5 separate regions of the Homo sapiens genome follow, and all the other regions are linked to region 3. A link is a contact called in ENCODE Hi-C or POLR2A ChIA-PET data. All regions are on one chromosome and are shown on one strand. Each heading gives the region's core, a stretch centred on a gene start or an enhancer-like site at or near the end of the contact. The rest is flanking DNA. Distances are from core to core; before and after follow the strand shown.

Region 1 (4,457 bases), core at 1,958-4,457, 3.1 Mb before region 3:
AGAGGCTGCCTACTCACCCCACCCACCTTTCTGTCTCTCCTACCCTGCCCCCAACCAGTGTTTAAACATGTCCAAGAACCTCTCATCTGAGAAAAAGCCATATCCCACTCCAGTGCCTGTCCCAGCTCTCACAGTCCATTCCACACCTGGGAATGCCTCTCTGACCCATACATCTTTGGGTGACATAAAAGCACTCCAGCCTCCAACTAGTAACTCACATTCACCCTTCTCACTTCCCTGCATCCTACCTGTCAACACACTTCAATGTAGTGTCTGACTCCAGACACACCGGCCAGCCCAGATCTGCTATCGCCAGGGCCACTAACAGCTCCTAGTCCTTATCAGATGACCTCTGGGCAGCCAGCTGACCCCATCCACCATCTTGACTGCTCTCTTCAGTGGCCTTTGGGAGGGCTCCTGATAATCCCCAGCCCTGCTAGGATCTCCTCTCCTTCAGTGTGGGCCGGACCTCAGGACTCACTTCTCGCTAAGAGAATATGGCAAAAGTAAAGGAATATCACTTCCAAGACATGGCATCTGTCTTGTATGGCCTCTCTCTCTTGTTCGCTTGCTCTGAAAGAAACCAGCTGCCAGGTTGTAAGCTGCTCTGTAGAGAGGCCCCCACCCAAGAGCCAGTGGGAAACTAAGTCTTCAGTCCAACAGCCTATGAGGACCTGAATCCTATCATGTGAAGAAGCTTGGAAGGGGATCCTCCTGAAGATGAGCCTTCAGAGGAGACAGCAGCCCTGGCCAATACCTTGCCTGCAGCCTTGAAAGACCTTGAAGAAGAGGCACCCAGTGGCATCGTGTCCAGATCCCTGATCCACAGACACCGAGACAGTGGGTGCTAATTGCTTCAAGGTGCTAAATCCCAGGATAATTTTTTTTTTTTTGAGATAGAGTTTCGCTCTTTTTGCCCAGGCTGGAGTGCAATGGCACAATTTCGGCTCACCGCAACCTCCACCTCCAGTGTTCAAGTGATTCTCCTGCCTCAGCCTCCTGAGTAGTTGGGATTACAGGCATGCGCCACTACGCCTGGCTAATTTTGGATTTTTAATAGAGACAGGGTTTCTCCATGTTGGTCAGGCTGGTCTTGAACTCCTGACCTCAGGTGATCCACCTGCCTCAGCCTCCCAAAGTGCTGGGATTACAGGTGTGAGCCACCATGCCTGGCCATCCCAGGATAATTTTTTATGCAGCAATAGATAACACAAGCCCATGCAGAGTCTCTTCAGCTTTCCTGTCAGCAGCTCCTAGCATCCGAGGTGCATCCTTCACATCCTTTGTTGGTGTCTCTTAACTGTTGGGGTTTCCCAGGTCCCAGGCTTAGACCTTCTCATCTCCCTGCACTCACTCTGGATTATACAACCACTCCCAAGGCAATCTACAGCTTCAGTCCAAACACGCCCTTGAGTCCCATACATGGATATCCAACAGCTTCCTGGATATGTCCCCTCGGCCCAAATTCAGCACAGCCAGAAACAAACTCATCTTCTTCCCCCTTAAATTGCTGGTCTTCCTGTGCGCTCCTATCTCAGCTATCATCCACCTAGCTAAGCCAGGATCCTGGTGTCATCCTGCATGCCTCTTTTGCTGTCCTCAATCACCAACACCTATAGACCCCACTTCCTGGCCGGGCGTGGTGGCTCACGCCTGTAATCCTAGCACTATGGGAGGCCAAGGCAGGCGGATCCACTTGTCAGGAGTTGGAGACCAGCCTAGCTAACAATGGTGAAATCCCATCTCTACTAAAAATACAAAAATTAACCGGGCACAATGGCGTGCATCTCTAATCCCAGCTACTCGGGAGGCTAAGGCACGAGAATCGCTTGAACTTGGGAGGTGGAGGTTGCAGTGAGCTGAGGTTGCACCACTGCACTCCAGCCTGGGTGACAGAGTGACTCTGTCTCAAAAAAAAAAAAAAGATTCCACCTCCTAAACATCTTGTATTTCCAGTTCTCTCCATCACTCCTGCCTCCCTACCCTGGGTCCCAGGCAGAGATGCTTGTTCACTGCACAAAGTGCCTGGCTAAGAGGGTTGCGATTCAGCCCTGCCTCTGCTCACTAAGGCTGCCTGGAACTAGACAAGAACCACAGCAACCTCCTCGTTTGCTGCCTTCAACCTCGTTCAATCCACTTCCACCTGGTAGCAGCCAGAGGGATTCTAAAACCCACACTAGTTCACGTCTCACCCTGCTCAAAATGCTTCCATGGCCTTCCATTGCTTTCAGAATACAGAATAGTCAAACTCTCTAGAAAAACATCTAGCTCTTTTTTGATCCGGATTTTCTCTCCCTCAAGTCTTGTCTGTTGCCCGGCATCATAAGCTCCTAGGGTTAGTTCTTAGGGAGGGGCTTGCACATCCGGGCCCTGCCATGACCTCTGCAGCTTTGCACATGGCATCCTTCTATCTGTAACATCCTCCCTGCGTCTTCGCTCCCCTGGGCAAAGATAACTCCTACTAAAGCCTCAGATGTGACCTCCTACAAAATCCCAGAGTTGTCCAGCTGCTTGAAGTATTGAGCCTTTGAGCTTTGGGAGAAGTTAAACCATTGTGCTCCTAAGACGGTAAGAAGCGTCAGAAAACCAGGCTCTGAACCTCTGCTGTCTTTTTTTTTTTTTGAGACGGAGTCTCACTCTGTCACCCAGGCTGGAGTGCAGTGGCGGGATCTCGGCTCACCGCAACCTCCACCTCCCAGGTTCAAGCGATTCTTCTGCCTCAGCCTCCCGAGTAGCTGGGATTACAGGCCCGTGCCACCATGCCCAACTAATTTTTGTATTTTTAGTAAAGACTGGGTTTCACCATGTTAGTCAGGCTGGTCTCGAACTCCTGAGCTTGTGATCCGCCCACCTCGGCTTCCCAAAGTGCTGGGATTACAGGCGTGAGCCACCGCGCCCGGCCTCTGTTGTCTTGTCAGCAAAATGGCCCTGGTGTGACCGAGGTCACGCAGCCAGCAAGTGTCGTCGGGTCCCCTGGAGCCTCAGCTTCTACCTCCGCTCCAGCTCCCACCACAGCGCAGGCGAGCGCACGCGCACAGCGCCGGGCCGCACACCTCCGGGCTCTGGGCGGAGCGCCTCGGGCGTTGTAGGCGGGACCGGACCCTCTGGCCCGCCCCTCCGTGTCCCTTCTGGTCGCCAGTGGACGCCGACGTCATGACGTCGCGTTCCGTAGGGCTCTTCCCGGGCTTTGGTGGGTCACGTGAACCACTTTTCGCGCGAAACCTGGTTGTTGCTGTAGTGGCGGAGAGGATCGTGGTACTGCTATGGCGGTGAGCGCGCTGGCGCGTGGCGGGCGGGCGCCGGGGACATGGGTGCGGAGGCTGCGCGCTTCCCGTACTCTGGCCCCGGCCCAGGGCGGCGCTCTGGGTGAGGCTGGGCCCCAGGCTCTGGGGCGCAGCTACTTTCTCGCCTGCACCCTGCGTGAGGCGACTCGCCTACCTACCACTGACCTGGGGCCCTGGGCTCCCTAAGGCGAGCTCGGCCCGTTCAGCCTCTGTCCTTTATTCACCCCACACATACTTATTGGGCGCCATCTGTGTGGCGCTGAGCGTACAAAAGACAGGCCCCCATTTCACTACACTCCTTTAAACTTTTTTTTTTTTTAATTTCCCAATGATCCTTGTTCCAAACACTACACTTACTTTTGTATTACCTTCTTGTCCCTTTGTCTTGTATACTGTCTGTTCCACATCTGAGTTCCAGACCTCTTGTTTTGGTGGCTCTTCTATGCCATCTCTATCACAATACCTTGCGCACTGTGTGTGCTGAAATAGGTCTAATGCTTAAGGGGAGATAATAGACAGTAAACAGGTAAATAGGCAAATGACATAACCTCAGTGGTTTTTCATGGAGAAAGCACGGTGATGTGGGTGACCCCGATATTTGAGCTGGCTTCTATTTGTTTGGAAGCCACTGACTCAGATTGCTCAGCTGAGAGCATTCCAGGTGAGAGAACAGCAAGGGCAAAGATCTGGAGGCTGGAAGGGGTTTGGTGTGTTGGAGGACAAGAGTCACAGGTGGAGAGAAAGAAGGGAAGGCCCCTGATGGTAAAAAGGAAGCTGTATCATGCCTCACCAGCTTCCTAGGTTTCTGACAACCGCACCTTCTCTTGCAGGAATCATCGGAATCCTTCACCATGGCATCCAGCCCGGCCCAGCGTCGGCGAGGCAATGATCCTCTCACCTCCAGCCCTGGCCGAAGCTCCCGGCGTACTGATGCCCTCACCTCCAGCCCTGGCCGTGACCTTCCACCATTTGAGGATGAGTCCGAGGGGCTCCTAGGCACAGAGGGGCCCCTGGAGGAAGAAGAGGATGGAGAGGAGCTCATTGGAGATGGCATGGAAAGGTAATTTCATTCAAGGCCCTGGACTCAGCAGATAGTTTTGCAGAGAGCCCATTGTGTGCCTGGTGGCCTGGCTTTGGGAGCTGGGAGCAGATGAATCGATGGCATTCTTGCCT
Region 2 (4,982 bases), core at 2,104-4,603, 4.0 Mb before region 3:
CCACCAGCAGTGTGCAGGGTTCTCTTTTCTCTACATCCTCACCAACACTTCTCTTGTCTTTATTACAATACTGATTCTCACAGGTGTAAGGTGATATCTCACCATGGTTTTAATTTGCATTTCTCTGATGATTAGTGGTGTTGAGCGCTCTTCATATGCCTGTTAGCTATTCACATGTCTTCTTCAGAAAAATGTCTATTCAAGTCCTTTGCCCATTTTTAAATTGGGTATTTATTTTTGCTATTGAGTTGTGTGAGTTCCTTATAGAGTATATTTGGATATTAAGCACTTATCAGATATATGGTGCCCAAATATTTTCTCCCAGTCTGTAGGTTGCCTTTTCAGTTTGCTGCTTGTTTCCTCTTATGTGGAGAAGCTTTTTTAGTTTGATGTCATACCATTCGTTTATTTTTACTTTTGTTGTTTGTGCTTTTGGTGTTATAGCCAAAAAAATTATCATCAAGACCAATGATAAGAAGCTTTCCACCTATGTTTTCTTCTAGGAGTTTTGGGGTTTCAGATCTCACATTTAAGTCTTCAATTCATTTTGAATGGATTTTTTATGTGGTGTAATACAAGGGTCCAATTTCCTTCTTTTGAATGTGGATATCCCGTATTTCCAGCTCCAATTATTGAAGAGACTTTCCTTTCTCCATAGTGTGTATATTCTCGGCACCATTATCAAACATTAGTAGACCATATATGCATGGGCTCTCTATTTTTCTGCATTGATCTATGTATCTATTTTTATGCCAGTACCATACTCTTTTGATTACTACAGCTTTGTAATATAGTTTGAAATCAGGGAGTATGATGCCTTCAGCTTTCTGCTTCTTTCTCAAGATTGCTTTGATGATTTGGGGTCTTTTGTGGTTCCATATGAAATGTTAGAATTGTTTTTTCTATTTATGTGAAAAATGTCATTAGAATTTTGATAATGATGACATTGAATGTGTAGATTACTTTGGGTAGTAAAGCCATTTTAACAATATTAATTCTTCTGATCTATAAACACAGGCTATCTTTCTACTTATTTATGTCTCCTATAGTATCTTTCAACAGTGTCTTATAATTTTTAGTGTGCAATTTTTTGTGTGCATCTTTCTTTCACCTCCTTGGTTAAATTTATTCATATTTTATTCTTTTTGGTGTTATTGTAAGTGGGATCATTTTCTTAATTTCTTTTTGAATAGTTTGTTGTCAGAAATCAGTAATAGGAAGAACTTTGGAAAATTCACACATGTGCGGAAATTAAACAACACATTCCTGAACAGCCAATGAGCCAAAGAATAAATCAAAAGGGGAATAAACAAGTATCTTGAGACAAATGAAAATGGAAACACAAGGTACCACAACTTATAGGATGCAATAGAAACATTTTTAAGAGGGAAGTTTATAGCGAAAAATACCTACATTAAGAAAAAAGAAAGACATCAAACAACCTAATTTTATATCTCAAGGAACTAGAAGAGGAACAAACTAAGCCCCAAAGTCAGCAGACTGAAGGAAATAAAAAAGATGAGAGCAGAAATAGAAACTAGAAAAACAACAGAAAAGATCAACAGTAAAGATCAACAAAATTAACAAACCTTAGCTAGACTAACCAAGAAAAAAGGTAATTCACATAAACAAAAGTATAAATGAAAGAGGAGACATTACAACTGATATCACAGAAATACAAAAGATCATAATCAACTACTATGAACAATTATACACCAAGAAACTGGATAATTTAGGAGAAATGGACGAATTCCCAGAAACATACCATCTATCCAAACTGAGTCTTGAAGAAACAGAAAATCTGAACAGACCAATAACGAGTAAGGAGATTGAATTAGTAATCATAAACCTCCAAGGAAAAGAGACAAAGGAAAGCCCAGGACCAGGTCTGACCACATCTTTACTCAGTTTTCCCCGCGGCCCCCGGTCCCCACCCCTCTTAGCCTGTCTCCCTAACTTCCTTTCTCCTGAGGTGCTCCCCCAGGAAACTCCTTGCACCAGAATCCCCTACGCAGGCTCTGCTTATAGGGAAGAAATGGACGACAGAGGTGATGGAGTGGGGTGCGCCAATGAAGTATTTTGAATGAAACTAGCAGACACCTTTGTTCCTAAAGATTCCATCGTCACACCAGCTCTGGGATGTTTACTAGCTTCTTCACCCTGAGCTATTCTCAATCTCAGAGCCTTACTGCTCTCTCTCAATCATTCTCTCCTCCTCACCCCTTTCTTTCCAGGTTGCCAATAGGAGCTCCAAATATTTTCTGGCTATTTCATGTAGCCATCTAGTTTTCCTCAGCTCGGCTTCAGGCGCACTTTTGCAAATCAAAGCCATTCAGCAACTCAGAGGAACAAAAAGGGGCTTATTTGAAGGTAGCAGTGTCTATGACTGGCAACCGTCTGTGTGCTCCCTTACACATAGGGTCCTGTGTAAGAAGCCTACACACAATGCCTGGCACACTGCACTCCACACATGGTATGTACACTCCTTGGGCAATGCCTCCTAACGGCTTAGGACCATTCCCTGTCCTCCCGGGGCGTTTAGAATAAAACCCACACTCAGACCCTGCCTCACAAGACCCGACATGATTTGGGTCCTCACCACTCCTCTGCCCTCTTCTCACTTTCCAGCCATGGGATGACCCCTCTTTCTCTTTTCCTGCCTGAGACTCCCAGGAAACCTCTTCCCCTACCTTTTTCTACATAAATCCTACTCTCCCGCCGGCTCAGTTCAAAGCTTCTTCCTCAGAGGTTGCTCTGGCCACTGAAATTAAAAGAGGCCTCCTTCTGTTCATTTTACTAGTGGCATCGCCATGCAGTTTTCCGTGTATTACAGTCAGTTTCCTTGCGTGCGTGTTTGGCTTTTCACTTGTTTTCCCCTTGCACTGTAAACCTCTCAAGGGCAGGACACTCGCTGTCTTGAGGGGCGCTGTAATGCCAGGGCCAGGTCCCTGCTCGTCTGGCGCTCAGCCCGTGCTGCTCTACACGTGTTTGCTGAATGAATGGAGCAGTGAACCCTCAGAAATTCGCCTCCAGATGAGCGCCTTGGCCGTCTCGGCGTCTCCTGGCCTCAGAACATCACCCTTGGCTCTCCCTCAAGGGGGAGCTCCCAAAGCGAGAACGTGACCCTGTCCTGCACCCAGCCCTCCACTCCAGGGCCTCCGCCGGTACACATCTTCGGCCTCAGCCTAACGCACTCTAGCAGGCACAGACCGCCACGCCCCCACCCCTCCAGACGGAAGGACTGCAATCCCCACAAGGCACCGCGACTCAGCGCCACCCGATTGGTGAAGCCTCTGGCGTCGGCCAATAGGACGTGGCTTTGTTGGCGTGTGCCGCGGCCGCGCGAGTCCTGGAAAGCGTTGTTGGCCCGGTTGCTCTGGAGCCGGGTCTCGGGTCTGGTGGCTGCCGGCCCTGCGGCATCTCGCCATGGGGAGCACGGAGAGCAGCGAGGGCCGCAGGGTGTCCTTCGGAGTGGACGAGGAGGAGCGGGTCCGGGTGCTGCAGGGTGTCCGGGTGAGCGGCGCCGCCTGGGCCGGGGCGGGCGTGGAGGCCGCGGGCGCGGGGGGGAGGTGCGGGGCGGAGCGCAGGGCCGGGGCTCTTTCCACGCGTGAGGGGCGTGGGGCTTGGGAGACTCCGGGGGCTCAGGCCAGGAAGAGGCTGAGCCGAGACGCGAGCCCGAGGCTGGCAGCCTTGGAGCTTCGCGACATGGGCTTCAGGGAAGGAGGAGTGAAGAACTGTACAGGTGCGAGGCCCCTGGGACACGAGGGACGCCCTGGCCACGTCCTGGCTCCGGTCGGCTTAGTTTTTACGTTTCTTGAATTTGCGCCCGGCCTCCCAGCCCGTGGCCCCTCAGGTGCGCGCATCTCGTTCTGGGTACGCGGTGTCTCCCACCTGGGCTTTGCCTGGGGACTCAGCTCTTCCCCGCCGGCCTGTTCTCCACAGCACATCTGCGGGGCGCAGGAAGAACCATAGCTCAGATCTGATCCCCTTCCTTGCCTGAAACCCTCCAGTGGGTTCCTAGCGCGCTTGGATGATGCCTTCCCTGGTTCCAAAGCTGGCCGCTGCCCGTCGACCTCTGGGGACTGCATCCCTCTGGGACTGCATCTCGTGCCATTTCCCTCGCGTGGCACCCGCACCTCGTCCCCAGCCTCAGGACCGCCGTGTTTTCCTGGAGGGTGCCGCTGGCTCAGCTCAGGGTCTGTGCGCCGGCTGTTCTCTCTCCTTCAGCTCTCCTTAAATCCCGCTGTTTCTTGTAATTCTTGTTGTAATTCAGATATCACCAGAGAATCCTTCCCTGACCACCCAATCTGAAGTAACCTCCCACCCCGCGTCCAACATTTATTATTTTCATAGCACTCATCACAGTGATCGCTTCTGTTGATAATTGTTTACTTGTTTATTGCGTTTACTGCTAGAGTGTAAGCTTTTTGAGGCTAAGGTTCCTGTCTGATTGAAGACTGTCCCCAGAACCCAGAAGAATAAAAGCAGCTCTTATTGCAGTGTAGGGGCCATGCGTTGGACTAAACCCTTTATAAGTTAACTGATTTAATTTTCAACAGCCCTATTTAGCCCATTATTGTAGATTAAGGAGAAGTGAGGCACTGAGAGGTGAACGAACTGATCCAAGATCATGTAAATAGTAAGTGGGAGAGCTGGGATTGAAACAAGCCAATTCCAGGGCATGTTGCTGTGCTCGGCCTCTTCCTCCACCTGTGTCTACACCTGCAGGTGCTTTGTAAGTAACTGTGGAGAGATGAATGAACCCAGTAAAAGGGACTAGGATTAAATGAAACGCACAGAGCTGGGTGTAGATGAATTAGTTAATTAAGGAGGAATTAGGGAGGTGGCTTAGAAAGACAGACTTCAGGAGTTCTGGCAGGTGCTCATTAGCTGTGTGACCTTGGGTAAAAAACTCTTTTGAGCCTCAATGGCCACATTAAAAAAAAAATTGGGTGTGTATGTATCCTAGGTACTGCCTAGGA
Region 3 (4,925 bases), core at 1,980-4,479:
TTTGGTGGGCGAGAGAAGTTCCTGTGACTTCACCTTCCAATGACAGAATCCTAACAATTCTATCTACTAATTATCTCTTAAGCATTACCACTTCTCTCCACTCCTTCCAACTCTGCCACAATCTTAAGCCGGTCACAATCATCTTACCTGGACTGTGGCAGTTTTCTCCTAACTTGTTTTCCTGTCTTCTGTGTAGCTCCCCTGCAAAATTCACTCTCCATGCTCCAGTCAGGCCAGACCCTTTCTGATCTGGCTGAGTTTGGGCCTTGCTTAATTCACACTGTGTTCCAGAAAACACATCAGTGCATCATATTCTGGTCTTTAAGCTTCTGTATAGGCAACATCCTCTGCCTGAAACAAACTACTCTACGAAAGTTAACTCCCAATCAACTTTCAGGTTTCAATGTAAATATCATCTTTCTATTAAAGAGGCCTTTCTTGATCCCACCTCTTGACTCAACACCACCATGAGGACTAATTTAAATATCTATGTGTTCCTATAGCAGCACCCTATGCTTATCACCACCACAGCAATCAACACCGCATTGAAATGTCCTTTTGCAATATCCACGGTCACTTTAAAATGGAAGCATTATGAAAATATATTATCCACCAATATCCCTAGCACTTAGGACAGTGCCTGACACATACAATAAAAGTAGGCAAGCAAATATGTTTATATGTTTGTGTAAATAAACTGCTGTTTGCATTTCCTAGGCATTTAAACATATCCAATGCAGGAATGCTGCCTCTAACTGAAATAGCGTCTGAGGACAAACCAAGACATTAACTTTTCAATATCTGGTGACTAAAAAAAGCCACATTTCTGTTTAACAGTTAAAAGAAAAACACATGCTCCCTTAGCAAATGTGACCCACTCAAATACCTGCTGAAAAGATGTCCATTGCTCTCTTCAACTCTCCTCTTGTTCTCTGATTGCTATTTAAGTCTACAAGCGGAGTTGAAGGATCTCTCATATATTCTAACTCAGTGGCAAACATCCCACCATCAACAAAACGTTCAGGAGCAATATAGCAAGTTCTCCTCCGTGATGTGTCAAAGAAATAATTGAAATCTGCCGGGTTGTCTTCTGGAAGATAAGTGGGCTTAAAACTGGCAAAATCAGTTAGAAGAACCCAATTCCAACTGGTGACCATCACATTCTCAGTCTTGATGTCCCCATGACGAACTCCAGATTTGTGTGCTTGGTCCACAGCTGTCAGGATCTGGAAAGCAATCCAGCGCTTCTCAATGTTATTCAAGAATGGACGGGTACTGATGCGATCATAGAGATTGTCTCGCACATACTGCCTAAAGAGCATAGCTGCTTTCTCAGATGCTTTTTCTGATGCTTTCTGGAAAGGTAGACAATTCTGTGCAGAATTAAGCCTGATTTTCAGTTCCTCCAGCTCTTGTTTATAGCTGGTTAAAGGCAATGTGGGATCCTGAATTGCAAAAACCTTCACAACGACCAGGCCTTCTCGGTGCTTGGCTCGAGCAACTTTAAAAAACCGAGTACTCCCCAGGCTTTTATCATATTCAAAGTCATGAATATCTGAAAAATAACTCTCTACAGAAAGGATCTGGGAGGGAGCAATGCCAGCAAGCTGATTTCCCATAATGGCAAGCACCTCTGTGGTCTTTAGTAAGGTTAGGATATAATACCTGTTTAAAATAAAAACAAATGAAGAAAAAAGACAAGAAACAAAGAAGCTGTGAAACACCATTATTCCATTATTTGGTCTCTTCCAAAAAGACAGATGCAGCATACTTCTCTTCCACTAACAGCACTGTACCTAGCCTTCTGGGGCAGCCTCTAAATTTCACACACATTTATCTAAAAAGACCATGTTATTTTCTCCAAGAAGACCTTGTTATTTTACCTAAAAATACCCTGCTATTGCGCATCGCCATTTCCAGGAGCTGAACTATATTTAGATAGGCCTCTTCAACTTTAAGCCAAAAATGTTAGTTTGTGTTATTTTCTCATATTTAAATTTAAAATATTAATGAGCCTTTACTATGTGTTCCGTGCTGTGCTTGGGGCTATGAGAATTACAAAGTTACCATATGACATAGTTCTTGTCCAAGAATCTGTAGTTTCTTGGAAATAAGAAAGAGACACATTAAAAGCTTAAAACTGGCCGGGCGCGGTGGCTCACGCCTGTAATCCCAGCACTTCGGGAGGCCGAGGCGGGAGGATCACGAGGTCAGGAGCTCAAGACGGGGCTGGCCAACATGGTTAAAATCCCGTCTCTACTAAAAATACAAAAATTAGCCGGGCGTGGTAGTGGGTGCCTGTAATCCCAGCTACTCGTGAGGCTGACGCAGAATTGCTTGAACCCAGGACGCAGAGGTTGCAGTGAGTGGAGATCCCGCCACCGCACTCCAGCCTGGGTGACAGAGCGAGACTCCGTCCGTCTCAAAAAATAAAAAAAAAAAAAGAAAAACTGAAAACTGAAAAGGTCAAACTAAGATCTAAAAATTCAGTTAACTCCTGGACACTTCCTGCCTAATTCCAGTGTGCCCTCTCACCCAGCTAAAAGAAGGTGCAAACTTCGCTGGTCTGCAACAAGAAACCTTGCCACAGATGTTAAAGAAAAGCAGACCAAAGTATACACTAGCTAAACGTACCCCAGGGTTCTGCTAACTCAGGTTTTGCAGGAAATAAATGCCACACATATACACACACGACCTTGAGCACACATAAACATTTACCCTAGGCCTCGGGAAAGTGTCAAAATCGTTCAGAGGCTCACAACGAGGTCATAGTAGACTACTTCGGGGACGGGACGGGAAAACGCGTCAGCAGCGGGGAAGTTGTTTCTACGAAGGGTCTTTCTTCATAGACAGGAGATGGGCTGTTGGTGGAGGGGCGCAGAAAAGTCCCGATCTTCAGGAACCCCGGTGGTCCTGGGAGGAGAACTGGGAAAGCTCTCGGGGTCTCAGCAGAGAGAAGAAGCCACGCTAAAGAGTCTCCACAAGTACCCCGGGATTTGACCCCTCCAGCCCCCTAACCTGCCCTGGGGGACATGCGTTCCCGGGCCTCGTCTTCCTCTAGCGCGGATCGCTACACCCGTCCGAGCCCTCCTCGAGGGCCTCACCACCGGGCGGGGGGAGATGGAACCCGGGAGAGAAGTGCAGACCGCCAGTCCCAAGAAAACACTACACTTCAGCTGCTGCAGCCCCAGCAAACGCCGAACTCCCGGGAAAGCAACCGGTCTGACCTCACTTCCTGTCGCCGAGCGGAAGTGACGAAAAAGAGTGAGCCTTGAGGAATTGCCAGGGTAGGAAACCGGTTGCTAGGAAACTAGGGAAGGCGTGGTCTTACTTTGGGCGAGTCTACAGGGAGAAAATGATGCTCTGACAAAGATCTATTCCCCTTCCTGCTCTTCTACCTTTCATTCACGAACGCTGAGGTTTCTGACATCCCCTAGAATCTGCTCAGACACGCCTTCACTCCCAGGACAGCAGAACAGAGTTAAGAGAACTCAAGAATATTTAGGAAAACTAATATATCCCAAGCTGGATTTTTAGAGTTCTGGTGAGATATAACTTACATACCATAAAGTTCACCTGCTTAAAATGTACAAAGCAGTAGTTTTTAATACATCTATCGAGTTGTGCAATCATCCCTATAATCTGATTTTAATTTTTTTTTTTTTTTTTTTTTTTTTTTTTTTTTTTTTTTTTTTTTTTGAGGCTGAGTCTCGTTCTGTCGCCCAGGCTGGAGTGCAGTGGAGCGATCTCGGCTTACTGCAACCTCCACCTCCCGGGTTCAAGCGATTCTCCTGCCTCAGCCTCCCGAGTAGCTGAGACTACAGGCGCCCGCCACCACGCCCGGCTAATTTTTTTGTATTTTTAGTAGAGGCGGGGTTTCACCGTGTTAGCCAGGTTGGTCTCGATCTCCTGACCTCGTGATCCGCCTGCCTCAGCCTCCCAAAGTGTTGGGATTACAGGCGTGAGCCGCCGCGCCCGGCCTTTTTTTTTTTCTTTTGGAGACAGTCTGGCTCTGTCACCCAGGCTGGAATGCAGTGGTGCCATCTCGGCTTACTGCAAACTCCACCTCCCGGGTTCAAGCGATTCTCATGCCTCTGCCTCCAGAGTAGCTGGGACCACAGGCACGTGCCACCACGCCCAGCTAGGTTTTTGTTTTTTTTTTTTTTGAGACGGAGTCTCGCTCTTGTCGCCCAGGCTGGAGTGCAGTGGCGCGATCTCGGCTCACTGCAAGCTCCGCCTCCCGGGTTCACGCCATTCTTCTGCCTCAGCCTCCCGAGTAGCTAGGACTATAGGCGCCCGCCACCGCGCCGGGCTAATTTTTTGTATTTTTTTTTTAGTAGAGACGGGGTTTCGCCGTGGTCTCGATCTCCTGACCTCGTGATCCACCCGGCCTCTCAAAGTGCTGGGATTACAGGCGTGAGCCACCGCGCCCGGCCGCTAGTTTTTGTATTGTTTGTAGAGATGGGGTTTCACCATGTTGGCCAGGATGGTCTGGATCTCCTGACCTCAAGTGATCCGCCGCCTCGACCTCCCAAAGTGCTGGGATTACAGGTATGAGCCACCGCGCCCAGCCTGCCTGATTTTAAACATTTTCATTACCCCAAAAGGAAACCCTGAAACCATTCGGAGTCACTCCCTGTTCTCCCCCATTTCTCCTCCCCCTTCCAGCCCTAGGCAATCATTAATCTACTTTCTGTTTGTATACACTTGCCTTTTCTGGACATTTTATATATAATATGTGGTCTTTGTGACTGACTTTCACTTTGGGTAATGTTTTTGAGGATTATCCCTATTGTAGCTTGTATTAGTACTTCATTTATTTGTTGTTGCAAATAATTTTGTTTACCCTTTTGTTAGTTAATAGACATTTGAGTTGTTTTACTTTTACGTTATTATGAATAATGTTCCTATGTTCATAGCATTAG
Region 4 (4,872 bases), core at 823-3,322, 4.7 Mb before region 3:
AGCACCACACCTGCTCTGTGCCCCTTGCAGGGTGGGGGATCTCCCAGCTGTGGACATGGCCAAAGGCCCCTCAGCTCCACCTGAATGTTGGAGTGTTTGCAAGGAGAACATGCTCCAATGTCCCTGTGTCACTGACAGCTCGTGCAGATGAACAACCAAGCACAGGCTGGAGGAGGCTCCTGTGGGAAAGTGGGCTGTGGGCCAGGAAACCTCTAATCCCAGAGCCCCAGGGAGGAGCCAAGATGCCAGAAGATGCCAGTGGAGGCATTGCCTCCAAGGTCCCCACAGAGGACATTGGGCAATGTCTGCACATGGTTTTGGTTGTCCCGACAGGGGGTGATACAGGACAGCCCCCCAAAACAAAGAACTGCCCCACCCCAAATGTCAGTAGTGTGGAGGCCGAGAAACCCTGCTATGGGGCAGTGGTCAGAGACCCTTGTGCCTTGAAAGGGGCTAGGCTGGGCAGGACAGGTTGTGGACCACCTGGGGCCACAGTTCAGAGCCACGCCTGAGTCTGTGAGGCTGCCCACCCTCCCAGCTGCCAGCATGGGGTTGGGGGGTATCCGCCCCCATCAGACTGAGGAGGAAACGGACACTCTGTCACCCAGAAGCATCCCTGTGTCACCCTGTGAGGTTGGCCTTGGACCCAGGCCTCTAGGCGCCCCGTCAGCACCCCAGTGCGAACACATCCTGCCCGGGGACCTGGACCCAGCAGCTCACACAGACCAGGGCTCGCCCAAAGGCAGGCAGGCAGGGCCACTGCTGACCACGCACCTGGCTGGTCGTGATTCTGGAACTAATGGTTTCTGCCTGGCAGGGAGGCCGCCAGGACCTCTGGGCTTCACCCCTCCCCACCTTCACAGGGGACCTCGCCTCAGTGGGAATGTTCTGGAGCCGGAACCCAAGGTTGGAATCCCAGCTCCTCCCCTTTCTAGGTCTGTGACCTTGGAAAAATTAAACTTTCTGTACCTCTGTTGCCTAATCTGTGAAATGGGGTAATACTACCTACTGTGTAGGGCTGTGAAGATTAAATGGAGTCATGCATTATCATCACAGGGCACCTGGCCCATCCTCAACCCCAGTTCAGACTCCTCAAAGCCCTAAGGTTTCAGATCAATGGTCAGAACCACGAGGAGGACCTGCTAAAGACAAGTATGGGGACCCACCCCCAAGGTTTAGGATTTAGAAGGTCAGGGTGGGGCTGGGGAACCCGCATTTCTAGCAGATCTCAGGAAAGGCAGTGCTGCTGGTCCTGGGACCACAGTTTGAAAACCACTGGTGTAAAAAAAGCCTTCTAAAAAAAAGTGGGATTTGATCACTAAAGTCATATGGAAAAAACTGGAAGAAAGAGGAAAAAATAAACAAATAAATAACGGGATTTTAAAGAGACCTATCCCACCGGCTCTCCTGGATGGAGAGAGTGTGGGACTCTGAGACAGACTCCCGGCTGGGCACCCCCAGGAGGTTTTCTTCACCAGAGGTTTGCACCGAGCCCACCCAGGACAGTGGGCTGAGCCTGTGGTAGAGGCTGGCGGGAGGTCTGGCTGAGGCAGCGAGGGGTCCCTGCGCGCGGGCGCTGCAGGAGTCACGCGTGTGACATCCAACCAGGAGCCGTGCCCTGAGCAGGCCAGGAAGGAGGAGACAGGGCCGCTGAATGCACACCGCAGCGGTGTGGGGAGCGGCCTCAGACACCTAAGGGTAGGACCGGCCGGCTCCCCCGCGACCCCCAGCGCCTGGGTTCTCTCCCGGCCTCCCCGAGGCGTGGCCTACCCCAGGCATGGCCCCACCCCGCCCCAGGCCGCCCCTCCGACCCCTCGTGTTTACCTCATCTCCCGCGCGCCTTTCCCCCACCGAGTCCCCCAAATCCCGGTCCCCACCTGACTCCCCCTCCCGCCGAGCCCCCAGGGCCCGGCGCCCGGCTCACTCGCCTCCCGCGCACCCACTCCCGGGCGCCCTCTCCCGCGCGCCTCCCCGACCCCCCTTGGGCCCCAGCTGACCCCACCTTCCGCCCCAACCCCGCCCGGAACAGGGCCGCGCTTACCGGGTCCCCTCCCAGGCGGCGGCGGGAAAGAGGCGGGCGGAGGACGCAGGGGCGGGCCTGCGGCTCAGGCAGGAAGCGGGAAGGCCGGGCCTCCCTGGCCCCGCCCCGGCCGGGCGGCCGGACCTCGGACGACTTGGCGCTCCGGGACAGCAGCAGACGCCCAAGCTCCGGCAGCGCAGAGCCCCGCCGGGGGCCCGGGGGGCTGGGAGCCGGGGATCGCGGGGACGGAAGTGGGGGACCGAGTCTCGCGAGCCCGGGCCCTCCTCGCAGCTGGGGCCCCACTGGCGCCCCCGCGGGAGCGCTACGGGAGAGGCGCCTATGCGGCTGCAGGTTTTATTATGGAGCTGTCAAGGTAGAAAGGTACGGAGAACGGGAACCCACCGACAGCCAACTTCCCTTGGGACCCGCCTTTTGCTTTAAAAACAACAACGACAAGTCTGTGCTTCACCCCACACATGCCTTTCGTTTTCCCTTTTTTCCCAGAGTAATTTTAAAGCATCCCAGTGGATAAATTCTCCTTTAAATACTCGAGTATGTTTAATCAGTAAGGCCTATTTTTTTAAACATTCTCATAGTATTACGGTCACACCTAACGAAATTGGCAATTCCCAGTCCGGGCCTGAGGGAGGCCTGATGGTTCACAAGACTTGGTAAAATATATCATTATATTTTAAACCAAAAAATAAATGATAAGGCACCTCCCCGTTCCCAACCACCAAATCATCCGAATGGACTTCTTCCTCAGCCAGGACTTTTAGAATTTAACCTGAAAAACTGGTTCAGGCCATAAGGGGAAGTGGAGGCCGAACATGCCTCATTATCCCTCTCCTGCATTAACATCAACACAGACTTTAAGTCTGATAAGAAACATTTTACAGCCTCTTCTCTCTGAAGCCTGCTACCCTATCCGAATACTTCATCTGCGTGATAAAACACATTGGTCTCCACAACCTCTTAACCCAGACATTCCTTTCTTTAATCCCAGGTCTTTGGACAAACTCAACCAATTGTCAACCAGAAAATGTTTAAGTTGACCTATACCCTAGAACCACCCTCCCCCTCTTTGAGTTTTCCTGCCTTTCTGGATCAAACAAATTTATTTCTTAAATGAACTTAACTTGAAGTCTCATGCCTCCTCAGAATGTATTAAACCAAGCTGCACCCCGACCTCCTTGGGCACATGTTCTCAAGACCTCCTGAAGGCTGTGTCACTGGCTGTGGTCACTCATATTTGGCTCACAATAAATCTCTTCAAATATTTTACAGAGTTTGACTCTTCCACAATAATTTGGCACCCAGCGTGGGGCCTCAGAGAAGACTCAGGACCCCAAAGGAGTTGCCTGAACTCGGAGCGAAGATACCAGTGGGGCCCATTGAAGCCTCCCAGACTTCTAGCTTCTCCCCCGATGGAACTGGTTAAGTTCTCCTGAGCCCCAGATCGCCCTTTGGTTGACAGTCCTTCGTTTAGTGTGAGCTGGTTTTTCTCCTAGGAAGTTGTTGTTTAAGGATTCTAATTCTAGTTCAGAGACACATTCTAAAGGGTTTTCTTTATTGCTTTTTCTCCCAAAATTAATCTTGATTCGGCTTGTCTGCGCATTTGTGTGAGGAATTGAACTGTTGTTTTCATAGGTAAATGAGAGACTGAGTTTTCTCAACTCCAAAGAGAAAGGCATTTGCTCCTCCCAGCCAAAACGTGCTCCTGGGTGACTGGGGGCCTTGTGGGAGTGTCTGGGGGGGGGTTGACATCCTGTGACATGCAGCAGCCCTATGGGGAAATCCCCAACAAAAATTAATTTTAAAAATGGCTTGTCCAGGAATGCATATAAGGACTGATCACCCATCATTTTGAGCCCTCTCAAAGGTAATAGACCTCTGGAGAGAGAAACTGAGACATGTAACAGGGTGGAAACAACTCAGTGGTGACACATGGTGGGGTCCTGCCCACAAGCAGCACACATTGATCCACCACACAAAAACCCTAGGCCACAGCTCAGTTCCTACTTCTAAGAAAAAAAAAGGTGGGAAACAAATGATCTAAGAATGAGGAGAAAACAAGGAGAATGACCTCATTTCGGGCACTCTGTTGGTTTTATGGTGCGTCTACTTGCCAGAGCTTATGTAAAATGGAAATATAATGATCCTTGTGCACATTTACATTAAGGAAAAGAGCCCTAAGGTCAACCTGTACACTATAGAGTTCCTAAGTTCTCTTCTTCTCTATATTTTCTGCCTGCTTTAAATCTGCTTTTACTTTTGTACTGAAATTAAAAACCACTGTTTGGATCTAACCTATTTTTCTTTTTCTTTGTTTTCTTGTTTTTTTTTTTTTTTTTTTTTTTTTTTTTGCAAGCTGGGGAATTTGTATTTATCTCATGGCTAAAGTTCTGAAGTAAAAGCTATAGGATCTGTGTGTGTGTGTGTGTGTGTGTGTGTGTGTGTGTGTGTGTATTTAAAAGGATTTTATAATAGACTTCTATAATTTTGTTTAAATGGCAAATTAAATCCATTTTAATTTCCCTCTAGCAAACCAGACTGTCTCTTGGTACTTTGAGATGTAAATTTTGCTATCTGATTTTTCACCTAAGAGTTGTTTCCTTTAATATGCAAATGTAGGACTATTTAGCTGACAACTGCCCAGGGTGATGAAACAGGCTATCATGAATTTAAAAGTCTAAGGGAAAAAGAGGTCTTACAAATACATAAGATGTACTTCTATTGCCATGCCTAATACGCTATGCATTTATGTGTTGTGTACACAATGTGTCACTACTAAAAATATGTAAAAGAGCTCTAATTAGCTTAAGTAAAAATAAAAGCACTTAAATACTTGA
Region 5 (5,016 bases), core at 248-2,747, 3.1 Mb after region 3:
ATCAAGCTAAATAACAAGCAGAGAGGGACGCTCTAAAAGAAAATAATATTTATTCTGGAATAGGCATTGCAATGGGACTACGCATGCCATAGTCAACTATGTGCATATTCAGGGGGGTGTAAAGGAAGACAAAGATTTTTAAAGAAAAAATGAGTCAGATTCCATAATTGTTTTAAGATAATTATCCTTGGCTACAAGGATCAAATGGCAAGGATGGCATCAGTACTAGGTTGGACAGGGAGTTGCTGGGTAGCCGTCCTAACAGATGTATTTTTTTGTGTGTAAGGTTGCGATGGCCTTTGTGCAAGTCTGTGGTTTTTGCAGTCTTTTGTGACAGTTTTTGTCATCAGGCATGGGTGCCTGAGAACCCTCCCTCCATGGCCTTTCACCAGCTCCATTTTTCTGATTAAAAAAAAAAATACAAGTGACTCCATTTTGATGCTGACAACTTTTTCAATGGCAATGTGGAACTGTAATAAACTTTTTTCAATCTTTCAGTGACACTGACATCTTCATGTCTCTACTCAGCCATACAATTAAATTAAATAATGTGTACATTTTAAAACAATGACAGCTGTTTAATGACAGAGACTGTGAACTGGGACCCTCTAGGCTGGCCACTTTTGGTGTTTTATTTGGGCCACAAGTTTTTGAATGCTTTCAATTACCTACAGAAAATTTCAAAAGTGGAAAATTTCCTATAAAAATCTGCCTTTATTGCTTCTCTTGAAAACTGGAAGAACCGGCCACCCAGGTCCCATAACACCTACCTGGCTGAATAGGGTCGGCCCTACTTTCAGCAGAAATACCTCCTGCAGTTTTCAACAGCCCCAGCTCTCCTGGGCGTTGATTTTCCTAGTTGCTTCCTTTAATGCAGACATTTGAGTTTGCAGCCCTAGATTGACAGTGTAGGGGCACTGAATTACTTAGGGTTCCCACATACATCGTTTCTTACACTCATTTTCTTCTGCACAGCACCTTTTTTTCCTTTAACCACTCGCAGATGCTAACTCATTCTTCAGGACTCAATTCCAATGTCCAGAAGCTTTTCTCTGAACTCATGATGGACTCCGCGTCCCATTATGTATTCCCACATCGCTCCGTACATCCATCTGTCACATCCCTTGTCACATTAAATTCAGATTAAATGTTTGTAGGATGCTTGAGTTCTTCACAAGTCTCACGTCACTTAGCGACGGTCGGGAACTCCTCAGTGGTAGTTTCGGGAGCCATTCATTCATTTTATTCATTTCATCATTCTTTCAACAGTCATAACGTAGGTGACGACGACTGACTCATCTCTTAAAAGATGTGTGTGTCCCTCGACAAATAACCTGTCTGCCCCTATCGTTCTGTAGGAGGACGGAGTCCCAGAGAACTACAACTCCCATCAAGCACTTGGGGGATCGCCGCGGCTGAGGGAGAGACTATGGCTTAGGAACCACCATTCGCGTGAGGCTCTGCTCCCCGCGCCTGCGCAGAGTGCAGGGCCACGTCGCTTTTGCTGTACCGGGGACCACGCGTCTCATCCATGGCTTCCGCGGACTCGCGCCGGGTGGCAGATGGCGGCGGTGCCGGGGGCACCTTCCAGCCCTACCTAGACACCTTGCGGCAGGAGCTGCAGCAGACGGACCCAACGCTGTTGTCAGTAGTGGTGGCGGTTCTTGCGGTGCTGCTGACGCTAGGTAAAAGGCGGCCGGTGGTCATGGCGGGTTTGGGGCGGGCAGAGGTCCGGGCTTTGGCTGCACCGCTGCAGGCCGGGGACGCGGGGCTGAGAGGGCGCCTTGAGGGCATCAGGAGGGTGAGACCCACCCAGTCTACACCCCACCCTCTCTCCTGAAGCAGCGGCAGCAGCTGGGCGTTAAGGGGGATGCCGGGCAACCCCCGGAGTTAACGTCCTGGTCCTTGGGGCGCAGATTGCTCTTCGTCATCTGCCCTGTTACGCTTGAGCGCGCTGTTCCTCGCCTTCCGCTGTTCTCACTGCAAAGACTCAGGGTCTTGACACCAACTTTCAGCCTCCCGTGTTTGCGTGCGGGCGCTGGGATACCAAGGTAGTGAGATAGCACCTGAGTCCCAGTCAGAGTAAGGACTGCAAAGAAAAGTTGACAGTTGACAGTGCCTGGCTCTCAGTGGATCCCTAACAACAGCAATAGTAACCATTATGATAAAAGTCAGTTCCAGGTGAATGAGGTGTTTCGTCACAGACTTCTGTGAATTTCCCCACCCCAGCCATGCACATATACTGATTCCCAAGGCGTAATTTTTGTTGTTTTTCTCTGTCTATTCCACAGTCTTCTGGAAGTTAATCCGGAGCAGAAGGAGCAGTCAGAGAGCTGTTCTTCTTGTTGGCCTTTGTGATTCCGGGAAAACGTTGCTCTTTGTCAGGGTAAATGATTTCATTGACACCCCTGTTAAGCTTAATAGAAAATTTTATAGATCCCAGTATTCCTGTCATCTCACGGTTTATTTTGTAAAAGAAGCTGATGCTGTTAAATTTGGAAGTTAATTCTTGACTTACTTGGGAGAACAAAAAGACTCGTAGAAACCCATAATTGAGAAATATTGGTCATTTCTCCTTTTTTTTTTCTGTTTGCCCTTGCCAGATGCTGATATTTAGTCTTTATCACATTCAAGGATTTTATTTAATTAGTTTCATTCCAGAATAGCAGAAGGCATAGAAGCTAGTGTCCTACAGTTTATAATTCCTTCGTTAACAAATTCTTAGGACAGTTTATCGAAGACACTTTTTCACAGGGTGATCCTTCTTTGACATAGTGGGCTAGTTAGGCTTCTTTTTACTAATATTTATTTTTAATACATTTAGTATTTTTAACAGTGTATTTTAATGTGGTGAATAGGAGAGGTTTTCTGCTTTTTAACTCTTCTTTTTGAGAGTATAAATTATTTCCCTTCCATTAAAGAAATACCTCCATTTTTTTTTTTTTTTTTTTTTTGAGGGAGTGTCTCACTCCAATGCCCAGGCTGGAGTGCAGTGGCGAGATCTCTGCTCATTGCAGCCTTGACCTCTGGGACTCAGATGATTCTCCCACCTCAGCCTCCGAGTAGCTGGGACTACAGGCGTGCAACACTACGCCCGGCTGATTTTTTATATTTTTTGTAGAGATGAGATTTTGCCATGTTGCCCAGGCTTCAAATCATTTTTGTTGGTTAAAAATCTTTACAGAAGCTTGGCAAATTTGGCCACTAACTGTCTTTTGAGAATAATGTTGTTTTTATTCCACTGAGGAGTAAAATATGCAATTAATTAGATTTTTTTCTACAGGTAAAAAAAATCAATATCGTCTTTTTCACCTGTCGGAAGCAGCATTCATTTACTTAACCTTACACCTGGGAGACTTAGAATAATATAACTCAATTTAGGTGTGCTATTAAAATGTTGAATATCACCCATCTTGTTTTTTTTACAGTTGTTAACAGGCCTTTATAGAGACACTCAGACGTCCATTACTGACAGCTGTGCTGTATACAGAGTCAACAATAACAGGGTAAGATGTTTGTGGAGTTTTGGAGTCTGACAGTCTTACTTTACTGTGGTGTGTCAGTTAAGGACATTTTTAGGATGAGTTCATCTGAGGATGTAAGTACCATTTGTAGCTTATTTTTATGGAGAAACATATTCTTTGTGACAAATTCTCTTGACAATCTGTACAGTAGATTTAATCATGCCCTCCTCTGCATTGTTGTACCTTAATGTACAGTAATGTTATATCACATTTTATTCTTATTTTTTGTTTCTGTGTCTTCTTTCCAACTTTACAATGAGTTCTTAAGAGTGGGCATTAAACCTTTTAAGTTTTGAATAGGTAATACATGCACATGGGACAAAAATTCAAAAGGTTAGAAAAGATATTTGGTGAAAAGTAATTTTTCCTTTCCTTTCCCCACTACCTAGTTTTCTCCTCAGAAGCAGTGACTTACTTTTTTTTGTATGTAGTCTTCCGGATGTTCTGTGCATATACAAACATGTCTGTATATCCTTTATTGTTGTTTTTTTTTAAATGCTGTTCTGCCCATTATTTTTCTCATACGGCTGATACAACTTGGGCTTTTCTTATTGTCCTACATTTGTATACATAGTACCATCTGGTTGGTTTATGAGCTGCATAGTACTCCACTCTGTTGCTATACCATAAAATTAAATTCTTACTTAATCTGGACCGTGTTAATAGACATTTAGTTTTGTTATTATAACCTTTGCTTTTACAAACAGTGCTGCAATGGATATCTTACAGAGTATATATGAGTGTATTTCAAATATAAGGAATCATGGGGCCTGGCTTGGTGGCTCACGCCTGTAATCCCAGCACTTTGGGAGACCAAGGTAGGCCGATCACTTGAGGTCAGGAGTTCAAGACCAGCCTGGCCAACATGATGAAATCCTGTCTCTACTAAAAATACAAAAATTAGCCGGGTGTGGTGGTGGGCGCCTGTAACCCAGCTACTCGGGAGGCTGAGGCATGAGAATCATTTTAACCCGGGAGGTGGAGGTGGCAGTGAGCCAAGATTGCGCCACTGCACTCCAGCCTGGGCAATAGAGCGAGACTAAGTCTCAAAAAAAAAAAAAAAATATAAGGAATCATGGGAAAGACATTTTACATACCTCTGTAACTTCAGAATGTAGACAGTGACTACCAAACCGATTGTAATGCATAAGTTTGTTTGTTTGTTTTTGAGACAGGAGTCTCACTCTGTTGCCCAGGCTGGAGTGCAGTGGCATGATCTTGGCTCACTGCAACCTCTGCCTCCCGAGTTGAAGCGATTCTCCTGCCTCAGCCTCCTGAGTAGCTGGGATTACAGGCGCCCACCACCATGCCTGGCTAATTTTTGTATTTTTAGTAGAGATGGGGTTTCACCATGTTGGCCAGGCTGGTCTTGAACTCCTGACCTCAAGTGATCCGCCCACCTCAGCTTCCCAAATTGCTGGGATTACAGGCGTGAGCCACTGCACCCAGCCATGTAATAAGTTTCGGTGAGTGAGTGGAGTGAGGGCTCGTT

The links. A loop is a pair of places that touch in the nucleus more often than their neighbours do. ChIA-PET counts read pairs that join two places held with the same protein, here RNA polymerase II (POLR2A). Pooled maps may share reads with other maps.
Region 1: a loop to region 3 is called in a map of CD4-positive, alpha-beta T cell, with 13 times the contacts of the local background. The contact joins the promoter of MCM2 here to the promoter of PIK3R4 in region 3. A Hi-C loop is called at or near these places in 1 of 168 maps with a recorded cell type or tissue (CD4-positive, alpha-beta T cell) and 6 of 50 pooled maps. POLR2A ChIA-PET finds 5 or more read pairs at or near these places in 1 of 52 experiments (CD8-positive, alpha-beta memory T cell).
Region 2: a pooled map shows a loop between it and region 3 (12-fold over the local background). The contact joins the promoter of CHCHD6 here to the promoter of PIK3R4 in region 3. A Hi-C loop is called at or near these places in 4 of 50 pooled maps.
Region 4: a map of CD8-positive, alpha-beta T cell shows a loop between it and region 3 (22-fold over the local background). The contact joins the promoter of SLC41A3 here to the promoter of PIK3R4 in region 3. A Hi-C loop is called at or near these places in 2 of 168 maps with a recorded cell type or tissue (CD8-positive, alpha-beta T cell and naive thymus-derived CD4-positive, alpha-beta T cell) and 8 of 50 pooled maps. POLR2A ChIA-PET finds 5 or more read pairs at or near these places in 1 of 52 experiments (naive thymus-derived CD4-positive, alpha-beta T cell).
Region 5: a map of CD8-positive, alpha-beta T cell shows a loop between it and region 3 (19-fold over the local background). The contact joins the promoter of SRPRB here to the promoter of PIK3R4 in region 3. A Hi-C loop is called at or near these places in 4 of 168 maps with a recorded cell type or tissue (CD4-positive, alpha-beta memory T cell, CD8-positive, alpha-beta T cell and naive thymus-derived CD4-positive, alpha-beta T cell) and 7 of 50 pooled maps.

What each region holds. Positions count from the first base shown.
Region 1 is chr3:127,595,204-127,599,660 of GRCh38, forward strand. MCM2 (minichromosome maintenance complex component 2) reads left to right here and starts at 3,208. Exons shown (of 16, transcript NM_004526.4): 1 at 3,208-3,269; 2 at 4,115-4,344. The coding sequence starts at 3,264. It also overlaps a transcript of TPRA1 not described here. RefSeq lists enhancers at 2,886-3,843, 3,197-3,316 and a silencer at 3,347-3,506.
Region 2 is chr3:126,700,887-126,705,868 of GRCh38, forward strand. It overlaps CHCHD6 (coiled-coil-helix-coiled-coil-helix domain containing 6), which reads left to right and starts at 3,354. Exons shown (of 8, transcript NM_032343.3): 1 at 3,354-3,513. The coding sequence starts at 3,427. RefSeq lists enhancers at 2,934-2,993, 4,054-4,605 and a silencer at 3,544-3,743.
Region 3 is chr3:130,743,600-130,748,524 of GRCh38, forward strand. It overlaps PIK3R4 (phosphoinositide-3-kinase regulatory subunit 4), which reads right to left and starts at 3,230. Exons shown (of 20, transcript NM_014602.3): 1 at 2,719-3,230; 2 at 887-1,665. The coding sequence starts at 1,619. RefSeq lists an enhancer at 2,911-2,970 and a silencer at 4,205-4,254.
Region 4 is chr3:126,082,052-126,086,923 of GRCh38, forward strand. It overlaps SLC41A3 (solute carrier family 41 member 3), which reads right to left and starts at 2,073. Exons shown (of 11, transcript NM_017836.4): 1 at 2,042-2,073. ALDH1L1-AS1 (ALDH1L1 antisense RNA 1) reads left to right here and starts at 2,164. Exons shown (of 8, transcript NR_190231.1): 1 at 2,164-2,401. RefSeq lists silencers at 1,721-1,830, 1,871-2,420.
Region 5 is chr3:133,804,318-133,809,333 of GRCh38, forward strand. It overlaps SRPRB (SRP receptor subunit beta), which reads left to right and starts at 1,498. Exons shown (of 7, transcript NM_001379313.1): 1 at 1,498-1,685; 2 at 2,292-2,386; 3 at 3,429-3,506. The coding sequence starts at 1,532. It overlaps LOC105374116 (a long non-coding RNA gene), which reads right to left and starts at 1,166. Exons shown (of 3, transcript XR_924513.3): 1 at 771-1,166. RefSeq lists enhancers at 1,150-1,259, 1,350-1,409, 1,550-1,759, 1,870-1,919, 1,950-2,059.